Regions from separate parts of the Homo sapiens genome. Here region 2 is linked to region 1. A link is an interaction called in ENCODE POLR2A ChIA-PET data of the cell type or tissue named here. Cell type or tissue: Caco-2. All regions are shown on one strand. Links, peaks and the distances in the headings refer to the core of each region. The heading gives the core; the rest is flanking DNA.

Region 1 (11,990 bases), core at 9,040-11,539:
GGGGGCTTTGGAGGCCGAGGCCGAGGCCGTGGACGAGGGAGAGGTGCCCTTGCTCGCCCTGTATTGACCAAGGAGCAGCTGGACAACCAATTGGATGCATATATGTCGAAAACAAAAGGACACCTGGATGCTGAGTTGGATGCCTACATGGCGCAGACAGATCCCGAAACCAATGATTGAAGCCTGCCCATCCTCCCATGAGAGACTCTTGTTAGTCAACACATCTGTAAATAACCTTGAGATAACAGATGAGAAGAAATCTGATTGATGCTGGATGGACCTATCACAATAGGCTGTGGACTTACTTGCCACCAGCTTGTGCATTTAGTGTGTTCCTTTTACTTTTTGATACTGTGTTGTATGAAACCCTTTTGTCCTTTGATTTGGTTTTTTGTTTTTGTTTTTTTAGGGGGGAGGGGGGGTTTCCCCTCCTTTGCCCAGACTTCTCTTTGAACACAAATGCATTAGCCTTGTGGCTAGAACACCCTCTTCCTACCTCTGTCTCCCCTCACTTGTCATATGCTCTGACATGCTAACATTTCTTTTGTTCATCCCTGTTGCCCCCACAGAAACATCCCAGAAAAACCGGTCAGTGTTCCTTCCTCCCTGATCCTTAGGTTTCTGAAATAGGGTTCTGTTACATCCTCTTCGATAGCCTGTTTAAAATGTTTAGAAGGTCTGGAGCTCAAAAATGCGTTCTTCCACATTGATAATTTAGTAAACTGAGAACATTGACATCACTACAGGGCAGCATAAGAGGTTGCTTACATGTGGTAGCAGCTCTGGTTTGATTCAAGTTGCTACCATGTACATTGACAGCACATATACCATAACCAGCGTGTTGGGTTGAATTGCACTTTCTACCTTTGTATGAGATTTACAGACTTTCCTTCTGGGTTTGTATCATGACCAGAGGGGTACTATAGGGTTGGTTTATACTGCAATATAGAGGATCAGAAGCCATTTGATTTGGTAGGTGTGTCAGAAGGGAGAATGATGGCAGACGAACTGCTGGAAGAGGTCAGAAGATAGCCATGCTAAAATGCAATTATATCCTCATGTTTATCCCAAACTAATCTTGGACTTTTCCACTCATTAGCTTTGTTTTGCCCTTGTTTCCCTTGAAGGTTTAAGTTCAACCATATTCTGTCAACTGTTCAGTTTCAGTGGAATCTTGTATTTCTGGTTCATTATAACAAACTGTTCGCTTAAATCCACCCAGGACTCTCTTTATTTGAGGTGCCTCAAAATGCCATGGCTACTTTAATGATGTTTTTTTTTTTTTTTCTTGTGACCGAGTCTCGCTCCTGTCACCAGGCTGGAGTGCAGTGGCGCGATCTTGGCTCTGCAACCTCCAACTCTCTGGTTCAAGCGATTCTCCTGCCTCAGCCTCCCGGGTGGCTGTGACTACAGACATGTGCCACCACACCCAGCTAATTTTTGTATTTTTAGTAGAGATGGGGTTTCACCATGTTGGCCAGGATGGTCTTGATCTCTTGACTTGGTGATCCACCCGCTTCAGCCTCCCAAAATGCAGGGATTACAGGCGTGACCCACTTTCAGCCTCCCAAAGTGCAGGGATTACAGGCGTGACCCACTGCACCCAGCCACTTTAATGATGTCTTGATATACCCCTTGTATGGTTGAGAGTTTCTTTCTTCTTACTTGTGTTAAAATTCTGGAGAGCCTGTGGCTTTGAGCAGAAAGTGAAGAATTTGACTTCCTCTGAGCTCTGCAGAAATAACACCACGCCCACAAAAACTCAAGGAAGATTGTCTTGGGCAACATTCTGGGCCCTTGGGCCCTGGCACATATTTCCCTTTTTCCCTATGTTGAGAGCTGAAGAGAAAAGAACCTAGTAGCGCCCAGCCAAGCCAGTTGTCATTGGGCTGCCTTTCACCCTAAACTGCCAGGAGGTTGTACTTACTGGGGGCTGGGAAGGAAATTTTGGTCAGGACAACCCAAACTTGAATCCTGTGATGTGGGGTGTCTGTAGGTCCCAAGGGAGATGGGCAGTGGGGGTCTAGCAGAAGGCTACAGGTTGGACGGTGACTGCAGAACTGAATCCCCAGTTCAGCTCCTTCTGCCTTTTCCAGTGCTAAAGCATGAGGACTTCCCCTCCCAGCCAACCTCCCCAACAACCCAAACAAGTGCAAAATGCCAGGCTCCCTCCTACCCCAGAGGAGACTGATGCTTAAGAGTTCTCTATAAAGGAGGTGACTGCCGTAGCCTAGGCTTCCTTCCTTCTACCTCCATGTCCTTCCTACTTCATTGAAAGAATTTATCCCCAAATCGCTTATGTGGGGCACAGGGAACTCTCCTATCAGCCAAGGGTCCTCCAGCCCCACCTACTGCTCACTACAGTTCCCAGGGTCTCCTGAGGCCTGTGTCCCTGTCATCCTCAGTCACTGGTCGTGTGGGACAAGGTGAGTAAACCTGACCTCCTCTGGGTCAGCCTTTCATTCAGCTGCCATGTGCTGAGGGCTTGCCATACCAACACAAGGCATCCTTTGTAAGGGTAACATTAGGAGCATAGGGAAGAGGTTGATGAGCTGGATCTTTTAAGACAAGGGAAAGTAGAGAAAATACACCAAGCAGAGGGAACCAAGTGTAAAGGTACAGTGCTAAAAGAACACCTGAGGCTGGGCACAGTGGCTTACGCCTGTAATCCCAGCACTTTGGGAGGCCGAGGCGGGTAGATCACCTGAGGTCGGGAGTTTGAGACCAGCCTGACCAACATGGAGAAACCCCGTATCTACTAAAAATATGAAATAAGCTGGGCGTGGTGGCACATGCCTGTAATCCCAGCTACTCGGGAGGCTGAGACAGAAGAATCACTTGAACCCGGGAGGCGGAGGTTGCAGTGAGCCGAGATGGCGCCATTGCACTCCAGCCTGGGCAACAAGAGTGAAACTCCATCTCGAAAAAAAAAAGGTGGTCCTGCTGCTATGAATAGATAGCTCCATGGACCCAGCAGGGGTTAGGGTAGAGGCTCCCACTTATGCCTCGGTGGGCTCTCCCACCTGCGTCACACCCTGGCTAGTGACCCAGTCAGACGTGCTGGGGACCCTGGCTGACCACCTGTACCAGGGGCAAGGAAGGAAGGAGAGGGGAGCATTGTGAAGCAGGGCAGGATGACTCTTGAAGGTGGAGACAGGCCCTGGACAGCTCTGGGACCCTTAATGGTGGCAGCAGCCCCCAGTCATAGGCCTCATTGTGTGGGCAGCCTGGGACAGCTAAGATCCCCATGAGGTCTCTTTAAAGGATTCACTAAATGCTCCATTTAGTCTTGGTTTGTTTTTTTGTTTTGTTTTGTTTTTTGAGATGGAGTCTCGCTCTGTTGCCTGGCTGGAATGCAGTGGTGCAATCTTGGCTCACTGAAAACTCCAACTCCCTGGTTCAAGCAATTCTGCCTCAGCCTCCTGAGTAGCTGGGATTACAGGCATGCGCCACCACACCCAGCTAATTTTTGTATTTTTAGTAGAGACGAGGTTTCACCATGTTGGCTAGGATGGTATCGATCTCCTGACCTCGTGATCCATCTGCTTCGGCCTCCCAAAGTGCCGGGATTACAGGCGTGAGCCACCACGCCTGGCGATTTTGTTTCTTACCCTTTAGTGTAAGGTGATTATCAGCTGAAGATTTAAACACATCCATGAGGAGATGGGGGAAGGGGTTCCTTCAGAAAGTCCTAAAGCTTTCCTCTGGAATTTTTTTTTTTTTTTTGGAACAGAGTTTCACTCTTATTCCCCAGGCTGGAGTGCAATGGCACGATCTGGGCTCACCACAACCTCCACCTCCCAGGTTCAAGGGATTCTTCTGCCTCAGCCTCCCGAGTAGCTGGGATTACAGGCATGCACCACCACGCCCGGCTAATTTTGTATTTTTAGTAGTGATAGGGTTTCTCCATGTTGGTCAGGCTCGTCTCGAACTCCTGACCTCAGGTGATCTGCTCGCCTCGGCCTCCCAAAGTGCTGGGATTACAGGCATGAGCCACCGCACCCAGCATCCCCTTTGGATTTTAATTCAAAGCACATACTCTCAGGAGTTTAATTTCAAGAGGAAAGCCAGTTCAGACAACAGAGAAGAGAAAGGAGGTGGGGGAAAGGTAGACGGGAAAGATAAAAGAAGAAAGGCCCCTAATGTTTTCCTCAGCACTGCCAAGGCAGGACCTCACCCTCAGCCTCTGACCCCTTTGTGATAAGCAGGAGTCCTGGGGCCTGGCCAGATAATTCACCCATGGGGGATGTGGGCAGATGGCAGCTCTCCAGAAGCACCAGTTAAGATAGCTTGAACCACAGACCTGACTACCTGCCCTAACCCCTCCCAGCTCCCACCTCTACTGCTGCCCCTCCAGTTCCTCCACTGAAGCTTCGTAAGGCTCCCCAAACAGAGGTTTGGCCTCCCAGAAAGCAGGATGTACCAGGAATATCCTCATCCCTATCCTTTGGAGCTCACAGAGGCCCAAAGAAGTCTGACTCTCAGGTCTTCCTCCCCAGTTAAAGGCATTACCAGACACCATTCTGTGAACCCTCTCTCCCACAAGAAAGGCCTTCTTCTAAGCCCCACCCAGGCTCTACAGAGGGTGCAGGTTGCAGGTGCCCTCCAGGCAGAGTGCACTATGTGTGCTGCCTGAGAGAATATAGCATGTTCCGGCAGAGCTTCCACCTGGGCCTACCCCAGAACCCACCTTGAGGTAGCCAGCAAGGAGAAGGCAGTTCAACCTAAGCATGGGGAGAACAGAGTCAGAAGAGTCTGAGAGGCAGGGAAGAGCCAGTGCTTCCAGGAGATGAGAAGAGACCTAAAGTCTAGAACAGAAAGGCTTGCAGGCACTGAAATCCCAAAAGCACCCAACTCATCACCCCAAGAAAACAAGCTGCTCCAGGATTCTGGCAGGGATGAGGATTGGCAGTGTGGACACAGCTGGGTTGGCAGTGTATCCTGACCACCAGCTTCCTGCCAAGTGTGTGTTTGTGCCAGTCAGCCTGTGGCAGACACAGCAGCAGGTGGCCCCAGCACATGCGCAGTGGCCATGGGGAGTGAGATCCCTAGGTCTGACTCTTTGGGGGACATTAGCCCTGCCATGGGTGAGTGGGGAGGAAGTCAATAGACTAAGATTATTGGGGGAACATAGGGGCACCCGATCCCATGCAGCCCATAAAACTAGAGGGGTACAGGACGTGAGTATTATGAAGTTTTTCCTAGTGGAGATATGGGAGGGAGCAGGGAGACAGACTGGAAGTGGCCTAGGTAGGAAGTCTGACCTAGGTGTGATTCTTGAGTTGAAGACAGGGAGAAAGTGAGTTGTTATTTCCTAGCCATTACTAACCAGTAGTGGCCAGACACAGTGGCTCACACCTGTAATCCTACCACTTTGGGAGGCTAAGGTGGGAGGATCACTTGAGCCCAGGAGTTTGAGACCAACCTGGTCAACATGGTGAAACCCCATCTCTATAAAAAATACAAAAAAAAAAAAAAAGGTCAGTTGCTGTGGCTCACACCTATAATCCCAGCACTTTGGGAGGCCAAGGCAGGAGGATCACCTGCAGTCAGGAGTTCAAGACCAGCCTGGTCAACATGGTGAAACTTCATCTCTATTTAAAAAATAGAAAAATTAGCCGGGAGCAGTGGAGGGCGCCTATAATCCCAGCTATTGGGGAGGCTGAGGAACAGGAGAACTGCTTGAACCCGGGAGGTGGAGGTTGCAGTGAGCGAAGATTGCACCACTGCACTCCAGCAGGGCAACAGAGCGAGACTCCATCTCAAAAAAAAGAGATTTTGGCCAGGCGCGGTGGCTCACGCCTGTAATTCCAGCATTTTGGGAGGCCAAGGCGAGTGGATCACTTGCGGCCAGGAATTCGAGACCAGCCTGGCCAACATGGTGAAACCCTGTTTCTACTAAAAATACAAAAATTAGCGGGGCATGGGGGCAGGGGGCCTGTAATCCCAGCTACTCGGGAGGCTGAGGCAGGAGAATTGCTTGAACCCAGGAGGCAGAGGTTGCAGTGAGCCGAGATCACACCATTGCACTCCAGCCTGGGCAACAAGGGCAAAACTACATCTCAAAACAGATATATATATAGATATATAGATAGATATAGATATATAGATATATAGATAGATATATAGATATATATAGAAGCTGGGTGTGGTGGCATGTGCCTGTAGTCCCAGCTACTTGAGAGGCTGAAGTGGGAGGGTCACTGGAGCCCAAGAGGTCAAGGCTACAAGGCTACATTGAGCTGTGATCACACCACTGCAGTCCGACCTGGGTGACAGAGTGAGACTCTGTCTCAAACAACAACAACAACAACAACAACAAGCTGGGCGCGGTGGCTCATTCTTGTAATCCCAGCACTTTGGGAGGCCGAGGCAGGTGGATCACTTGAGGCCAGGAGTTTGAGACCAGCGTGGCCAACATGGTGAAACCCTGTCTCTACTAAAAATACAAAAATTAGCCGGGCATGGGGGCAGGGGGCCTGTAATCCCAGCTACTCAGTAGGCTGAGGCAGGAGAATCTCTTGAAACAGGGAGGCAGAGGTTGCAGTGATTTGAGATTGCACCACTGCACTCCAGCCTGGGCGACAGAGCAAGACTCCGTCTCAAAAAAAAAAAAAAAAAAAAAGAAACAAAAACACCCCAAAACAAACTAACCAGTAGAAAGCGAGATGTTTAGAGAGATGGTGGAAAGCTGTATAATACATCAAACTCAACCTGAGCTCCATTTTCTCTGCCCACCCAGGGCTTGCAGAGGTTGCAGGCATCGTGATGGATGCCAGGCAGTAAATACCTATGCATCTGCTGCCTAAGTTTTGTAATGGCTGGCAGCCAGATTAACTGCACCAGATCATCATCCACACCTCCTGCTGAATGGAGATGCAGCTGCACCAGGCACCACAGCTGCTGAACCCAGGTGCTATACACCATACCCAAGCTCAGCTGGGTCCCCAGCCCTAGCTGACCAGGCTGTGTGGCTGCAGGTCAGGGTGCCCCACCAAGCATCAGTCTGCTCAACTGTAAGCATCAGGTGAGAGTTTAGACATAAAAATGCTTGTAAAATATAAGTCCACTATCAGCTGGGCATGGTGGCTCATGCCCATAATCCCAGCATTTTGGGAGGCCAAGGCAGATGGATCACTTGAGGTCAGGAGTTCAAAACCAGCCTAGCCAACATGGTGAAACCCCATCTCTACTAAAAATACAAAAATTAGCCAGGTGTGGTGGCGTGCGCCTGCAGTCCCAGCTACCTGGGAGGCTGAGGCAGGAGAATCACTTGAACCTGGGAGGCAAGAGGTTGCAGTGAGCTGAGATCATGCAACTACACGCTGCACTCCAGCCTGGGTAACAGAGAGAAATTCTGTCTCAAAAAAAAATTATATATATATATAATTTTTTACATACATAATTATATATATATAATTTTATATATATAATACATAGACATATATATATATACACACACACACATATATGTATATAAGTCCCATATAAATAGCTGTAAATCCCCTATGCTGGACAATTGTGGGGAAGATAGAAACCCAACAGGCTCTCTGAGGCAGTCTGCAGAAAGTGGGCTTTGCTTGTGGAGAACCATAGGAGGCTGCTGGAATACAGGAGGATCATGGTCTCTGAATTTTCCTGCACAACGTCTCACTAAATCTGCCCCTCCCTGTCCTCTCCTCCTCCCTTTCTCCTCATATCTCGGTAGGTACCCTCTGCCCTTTTATTGCTCATACTTTTCCTTTATGATACAATTCCTCCTAAGAAAACCAAATACTTGGAACAGAAATGGGGAGGTTGGAAAACAAGACTCATTAGAGAAGCCTTCTGGGTGGTGATCAGGCCTTGGAGGTGGGAACACCATTTCCCTGTGACTTGTGCCCAAGTGAATAAAATCGTACTTTAGATCTAGAGCTTCCTGTAGAGCAGACAAGTGAATTTTCCAGCTGTTGCACAACCAGGAAGAACCTTGTAGCTCTAAATTAATCTTTTTTGCCAGCTCTGTGAAAATGATTCTGAATCCTTTAAATATTTTTCCTTTGACAGCTGGCACAATGTTTGTCAATAGAGGACACTGGAGGAACATTTCAGGAGGAACCATTACTTCCTTGTTCTGGTGGGTCCCGGAACATGACTTCAGGACTCATCTCCGGCAGTGCATGGCAGCCAGTAGTACCCAGTGGGCAGCAGCTTCAGGCTGTTTCATAAGGGAATGCCTCCTGTGAGCCACCTCCCATACACAGCTTTCCCAGGCACTCTAGAGTGTAGAATTCTAGAGGTAAGTTCTGGAAGGCAGATTTCTGGCACATTCCACCAACATGCCATCAGAGCAACTTCTGAGTCATTCAGTGAGCCACAGCCATGCCCTTTTCTTTTTTTCTTTTTTTTGAGATGGGGTCTCACTCTGTTACCTAGACTGGAGTGCCATGGCTTGATCTCGGCTCACTGCAACCTCCACCTCCCAGGTTCAAGAGATTCTCCTGCCTCAGCCTCCCAAGTAGCTGGGCTTACAGGTGCTCACCACCACACTTGGCTAATTTTTGTATTTTTAGTAGAGACAGGGTTTCACCAAGTTGGCCAGGCTGGTCTCGAACTCCTCACCTCAAGTGATACACCCACTTTAGCCTCCTAAAGTGCTGGGATTACAGGCATGAGCCACCACACCCGGCCTTTTTGTGTGTGTGTGAAGCAGAGTCTCGCTCTGTCACTCAGGCTGAAGTGCAGTGGTGCCATCTTGGCTCAGTGCAACTTCCACCTCCTGGGTTCAAGCGATTCTCCTGCCTTAGCCTCCTGAGTAGCTGGGATTACAGGCATGTGCCACCACACCCGTATTTTTAGTAGAGACAGGGTTTTGCCATGTTGGCCAGGCTGGTCTCGAACTCCTGACCTCAAGTGATCCACCTGCCTCAGCCTCCCAAAGTGCTGGGATTACAAGCATGAGCCACTGCACCCGGCCAAGCCATGCCCTTTTCAACAATGTCTGGATCTCAGACCTGGTGGCTAGAGCTCTTCCCTGTGTGCTCTAACTCTAGGAGTAACAGCCGCTCCTAACATCTGCTCTTCCTATGTGCTTTAGAGTTCTCTCTGCTTATTAGCCAATTCCTCATTACTCCAATCCCCCATCACCAAATAGAGTTGATAACTCTTTACAGTAAACTATCCCTGTTGATATTGTGTCATTTGTCTCTCTTCATTGGACCCTGACATACAAACAGCATGGTGGTTGTATGTGCAGTAGTTGGATGGGAAGGGGCATTCTTAGGACCTGCATCTTCAGTCTCTCTGGAAAAGCCAAGGCCTGGAGGAGGGCCACAGCTATACGATACAGGTGAAGGCAGGCAGGAAGGGGCTTTTGTGCTGAATACCTTGGGCCTAAAGTGTGATAAATGTTTAGAGAATGAAAAATTACACTAGCACTGGCCTTCAACCTCTTATCAAATTTCAGGGATTCTTCAAGACCCTTGTCCAGTTTTCCTCACAAGTGTCCCAGGAACAAAGGACAGAGTCTAAAATTCCTTTCAGCACTACTTTTCTCTAAGCAGGGGTATTATGAAATCTGACTGGTATTTCAGAATGCAGACTGACCTGGAATATAGAGACTACAGGCAAGATCAGTCAGGAGGCCTTTGCAATAGACCCCATGAGAAATAAAGTTCAAGAAAAAGGAAAGCATAAAAACAAAACACATGCTTTTCCTCAGAGAACCAGCCTTTGAAGTCAGATTACTAGATAACCATACTAAAAAATTATTTGTTGTTGCTGGGCACGGTGGCATACGCCTGTAATCCCATCACTTTGGGAGGCCAAGGCGGGTGGATCACCTGAGGTCAGGAGTTTGAGACCAGCCTGGCCAACATGGTAAAACTCCGTCTCTACTAAAAATACAAAAATTAGCCAGGCGTGGTGGCAGGCACCTGTAAGCCCAGCTACTCAGGAGGCTGAGGCAGGAGAATTGCTTGAACTCGGGAGGCAGAGGTTGCAGTGAGCCGAGATCGCGCGACTGCACTCCAGCCTGGGAAACAAGAGTGAAACTCCATCTAAAAAAAAAAAAAAAAGAGCCAGGCATGGGGGCGGGCGCATGTAATCCCAACTACTCGGGAAGTTGAGGCTGGAGAATTGCTTGAACCCGGAGGTGGAGGTTGCAGTGAGCTGAGATCATACCCCTGCACTTCAGCCCAGGCAACAAAGCAAGACTCTATCTCAAAAAAAAAAAAAAAAAAAAACTGTTGTTTATCTGAAATTCAAATTTACCTGGTGTCCCAAGTGTTTTGTTTATTCTGTTTGCTAAATCCGGCAATAGGGAGTATTTAATCTAAAGAATTGAAGAGGCACCTGAAAGGACAGTGGCCTAACACACAAGGGCTTCTTGTGCAAACAGTGGGCCATCAACCTCCAAGGCCCTCTCCCAGCCCAGGTCAACACCTGTTCTCTCTTTGCAGTACAAGCCTCAGAGATTTCAACACTTTTCCATTCCTCTTCAACACTGTCACTACTTTCTCCCCTGGGCTTCCTTTTCCCAAGGCCTGACTGTGAAGCAGGTTGCAGTTGCCTTGCCACTTACTCCCAAAATAAGCTCCTAGCCTCTCGCAAGAGCTTTACCTCTAATCACCAGAGAGGAAGATACAGGGATACAAACGTAATCAACGACAAAAAGTGTATAAGGTGGTTTTTGGTGTGTGTGTGTGTGAGACAGAGTCTTGCTCTTTCACCCAGGCTGGAGTGCAGTGGCATGATCACAGCTCACTGCAACCTCTACCTCCCAGGCTCAAGTGATCCTCCCACCTCAGCCTCTCGAGTAGCAGGAACTACAGGTGTGTGCCACCATGCCCAGTTATTTTTTTTATTAATTTTTTTGTAGAGATGGGAGTCTCCCTATGTTGCACAGGCCGGTCTTGAACTCCTGGCTTCAAGCAATCCTCCCGCCTCAGCCTCCCAAAGTGGTGGGATTACAGGCATGAGCCACCCCACCCAGTGTAAGTGTATAAGGTTTTAAAAGTTATCACAGTTGGGGCTGGGCTTGGTGGCTCACGCCTGTAATCCCAGCACTTTGGGAGGCCGAGGTGGGAGGACTGCTTGATGCAGGAGTTCAAGACCAGCCTGGGCAACATAGGGAGGCCTCGTCTCTACAAAAAATAATAATAAAAAAAAAGTTATCACAGTTGGGGTCTTAGGTTTAGAGCTGCTGACCACCAAATCTCACAGTGATTCAAATGCCTTATCTTCCTTTATTACTGAAGATGAAGCTCAAAGCTGAACGTTCTGGTGCCCATTTATCACTATGGATGCCTTTGCCTGTCCTCCAGGAGCATTTCTGCTCATACATCCTTCCCCATGGCCTAGGGAATTGGGAGCCACGGGAACACATTAGAGCCTAGGAGACAGATGTAAATTATCTGGAAAGCCATGAAAAACCAAACCGAACTAAACTAAGGAAGGAATCATTGTCTTCATAATTCTCAGGGAAAAAGAAAACCATGGAAGGGTGTCTTGAGGCCAGGAGTTCGAGAACAGCCTGGGCAACATAGGGAGACCCTGCCTGTACCAAAAAAATTTAAAAAATTAGCCAGGCATGGGGGCAGGTGACTGTAGTCCCAGTTACTTAGGAGGCTGAGGCAGGAGGATGGCTCGAGCCCAGAAGTTTGAGGTTACAGTGAGCTATGATAACATCACTGCACTCCAGCCTCAGCAACAGAGTGAGACCTTGTCTCTAAAAATGAAAGGAAAAATAAGTGAACTAAGGAAACTTTAAAATTTATTTTTATGGCCGGGCGCGGTGGCTCATGCCTGTAATCCTAGCACTTTGGAAGGCCGAGGCGGGTGGATCACGAGGTCAGGAGATCGAGACCATCCCGGCTAACGTGGTGAAACCCCATCTCTACTAAAAATACAAAAAATTAGCCGGGCGTGGTGGTGGGCGCCTGTAGTCCCAGCTACTCGGGAGGCTGAAGCAGGAGAATGGCATGAACCCGGGAGGCGGAGCTTGCAGTGAG
Region 2 (2,500 bases), core at 1-2,500, 110 kb after region 1:
GATTCTCTTGCTTTATCTAATCTTATTTGACTTGCTCATCTTTCTTGTTCTCTTAACTCTTTTCTCCTAGTAACTCCTGCTCAGTAGTTAGAAGGCTTTCATGTAATATTTACAATATTTATCTCACTTTAACTTGCCCATCTCTCTTCCCAGCTCTAGGCCCTGGCCTCTGATGACAGTTTGTCATGTTGGGCCTCAAACCTTACTCTCAATACAACTGCCATCTCCTTACCACACATACACACTTTGTTTTGGGATAAGGGTCTAAGTCAAGTAGTATTTTCCAACTTGGTTTTAAATTAAAGAGCACTTGGAGGCTGGGCATGGTGGCTCATGCCTGTAATCCCAGTACTTTGGGAGGCTGAGGCGGGTGGATCACTTGAGGTCAGGAGTTCAAGACCAGCCTGGCCAACATCATGAAACTCCGTCTCTACTAAAATACAAAAAAATTTGTATTTGGCGGGCACCTGTAGTCCCAGCTACTCAGAAGGCTGAGACATGAGAATTACGTGAACCTGGGACGGGGAGGTTGCAGTGAGCCGAGATGGCGCCACTGCACTCCAGCCCAGGCGACAAGAGTGAGACTAGCACTTCGGACTGTCCCTGATCTTACTCTAGTTACCAATCCTAATGAGCTGAGCATAGAGGAGTCATGTCCAGTGTTGCTCTTATTCCTGGCAACATCCCTCTGCAGGTCATGGAGGGTTGTGAGGACAAGAGGTTTGTCAAGAGGTTTGTCCTCCCAGGGTCAGTATTCCATTTAGATGATAAACTCCTTATTCTCTCACTTGCCCTCCATTCTCCCTTCCTAGAAGCATGGGGCATGTTAGAGGACCCAGGAGGCCATTAAATGCCTTATCTTTTTTTACTCCCAAGTCAAAATTGAGGAGCCAGTTTCCATGGAGATGGACAACCATATGTCGGATAAGGATGAGAGTTGCTATGACAATGCAGAGGCAGCCTTCAGTGACGATGAAGAGGATCTCAACAGCAAAGGTGAGGCCATCAGCAAGGGCTAGTTCAGGGTTGTGTCAGCCCTGAGAGGACCAGTTCCCAGAAGCAGCCTCTCTGCACTCTTCCTGTCACCCTTATTCCTGTGAGTTAAAGTTTTGTTCACAGGGTATCTGGATGAGACTCCAGAATGCAGAGCCCTGTACTTAACACTCAAGGCAGGAAGGAAAAAAGAAGTGGTTCCTGCCCTTGTTTGCTTGTAAGAGCTAGTACATGTGCACAGTCAGGGAGATGCTTCAGGCACTCACACAGCATTGAGGAAACAGGTGCACACTTAGGGCATGTGAGGAAGGGGATAAGTCATTGAGGGGACTGTCTCTGTTGCTGGCATCTGGGCAAACTGACTTCTTTCCCAAATCACTCCCTTTAGGAAAGAAGAGGGAGTTTCGCTTCCACCCTATCAAGGAGACAGTTGTGGAGGAGCCAGTTGATATCACCCCTTACCTTGACCAGTTGGATGAGTCCCTGAGGGACAAAGTACTCCAGCTACAGAAGGGGAGGTGGGTACAGACCTTGTTCTCAACTTCAGGAGGTTCAGCCCCAGGCTCTCTACCTGGTGCTTAATGGGTATAGCAGGAGATGGGGGTTGGAGGCAAACATGATAGGAGTGTGTGGAGAGGTAGCTGAAGCTTCATGAGGGAGTTCTTCTGCACTTTACGTTAGGGAGTATGAGCTGGGAGTGGGGCAGCCTCATTCCGTAACACCTTGAGTTCCCACTCTGCAGATTCTTGGGAGAAGAACCTCTGAGAACCAAGGCAGGATTGGTGGGGATTTTCCTTTTCTTTGGGCCTCTGCCCAGAGAGCAGCCAATTCTGCCCTAAAGCCTCCCCATCCAAGCTGGGATTTTACACAGAGCTCCTTTGTTTTGTCTCTGTGCATGTGAGTGTGCTTGTGCACTGTTCTGGGTGTGTGTCCTGCCCTCTGCTATCATTTATGTCCCTGGGATTTCCTCTCATTTCTGTCCTGCAGTGATACGGAGGCCCAGTGTGAGGTCATGCAGGAAATTGTGGACCAGGTCCTGGAGGTGAGGAGGAACCCAATCCCTTAGGGAGGAAGCAGCCTAGCCTGCTTAGCTTACACGTCTCCCAGGGAAGACAACTCACTTTTTCCCTCCCCTAGATGAGTCCCTCTTATAGTGGGGAGGGGAGCTTGCTGATCCTGGAGGTGGAAGCAGATGAGTTCCAAGACTGGGATCGTGGGGGCAGGAGGGCTTGGGTGTAGGTAGTGACTCTCCCTCCCTTGTCTCATCACCCAGGAAGACTTTGACTCGGAGCAGCTGTCTGTCCTTGCTTCCTGCCTACAGGAGCTCTTCAAGGCCCACTTTCGAGGGGAGGTCCTGCCTGAGGAGATTACTGAGGAGTAAGGCTGATTTTCCCTCACTCCAGAGCCTCAGGAGCCAGAGGGTGCTCTTACAGCCTGAGTCCAAGAGACCCCTTACTGTAGACTTGAGAAAAATCTGTTCACTTGGTGTTTTTATTCTCACATGTAC

What was found. ChIA-PET counts read pairs that join two places held together with the same protein. Peaks named below come from ENCODE experiments on the same cell type or tissue, not always from the same donor. Only the 100,000 strongest peaks of a DNase experiment are listed, where the experiment ranks them.
Region 2: POLR2A ChIA-PET joins it to region 1 with 5 read pairs; 9 of 35 experiments call an interaction of 5 or more read pairs at or near these places.

The regions. Positions count from the first base shown.
Region 1 is chr1:153,645,090-153,657,079 of GRCh38, forward strand. CHTOP (chromatin target of PRMT1) reads left to right here. Exons shown (of 6, transcript NM_015607.4): 6 at 1-1,217. The coding sequence ends at 180. Among named protein-coding and RNA genes, the nearest start is that of SNAPIN, 7.6 kb to the right of the region's middle. In Caco-2, for the core only: no CTCF peak of the experiment used is centred there; a DNase peak (open chromatin) is centred at 10,402.
Region 2 is chr1:153,761,852-153,764,351 of GRCh38, forward strand. INTS3 (integrator complex subunit 3) reads left to right here. Exons shown (of 30, transcript NM_023015.5): 15 at 877-996; 16 at 1,382-1,511; 17 at 1,981-2,035; 18 at 2,267-2,370. Among named protein-coding and RNA genes, the nearest start is that of SLC27A3, 12 kb to the right of the region's middle. In Caco-2, for the core only: no CTCF peak of the experiment used is centred there; no DNase peak of the experiment used is centred there.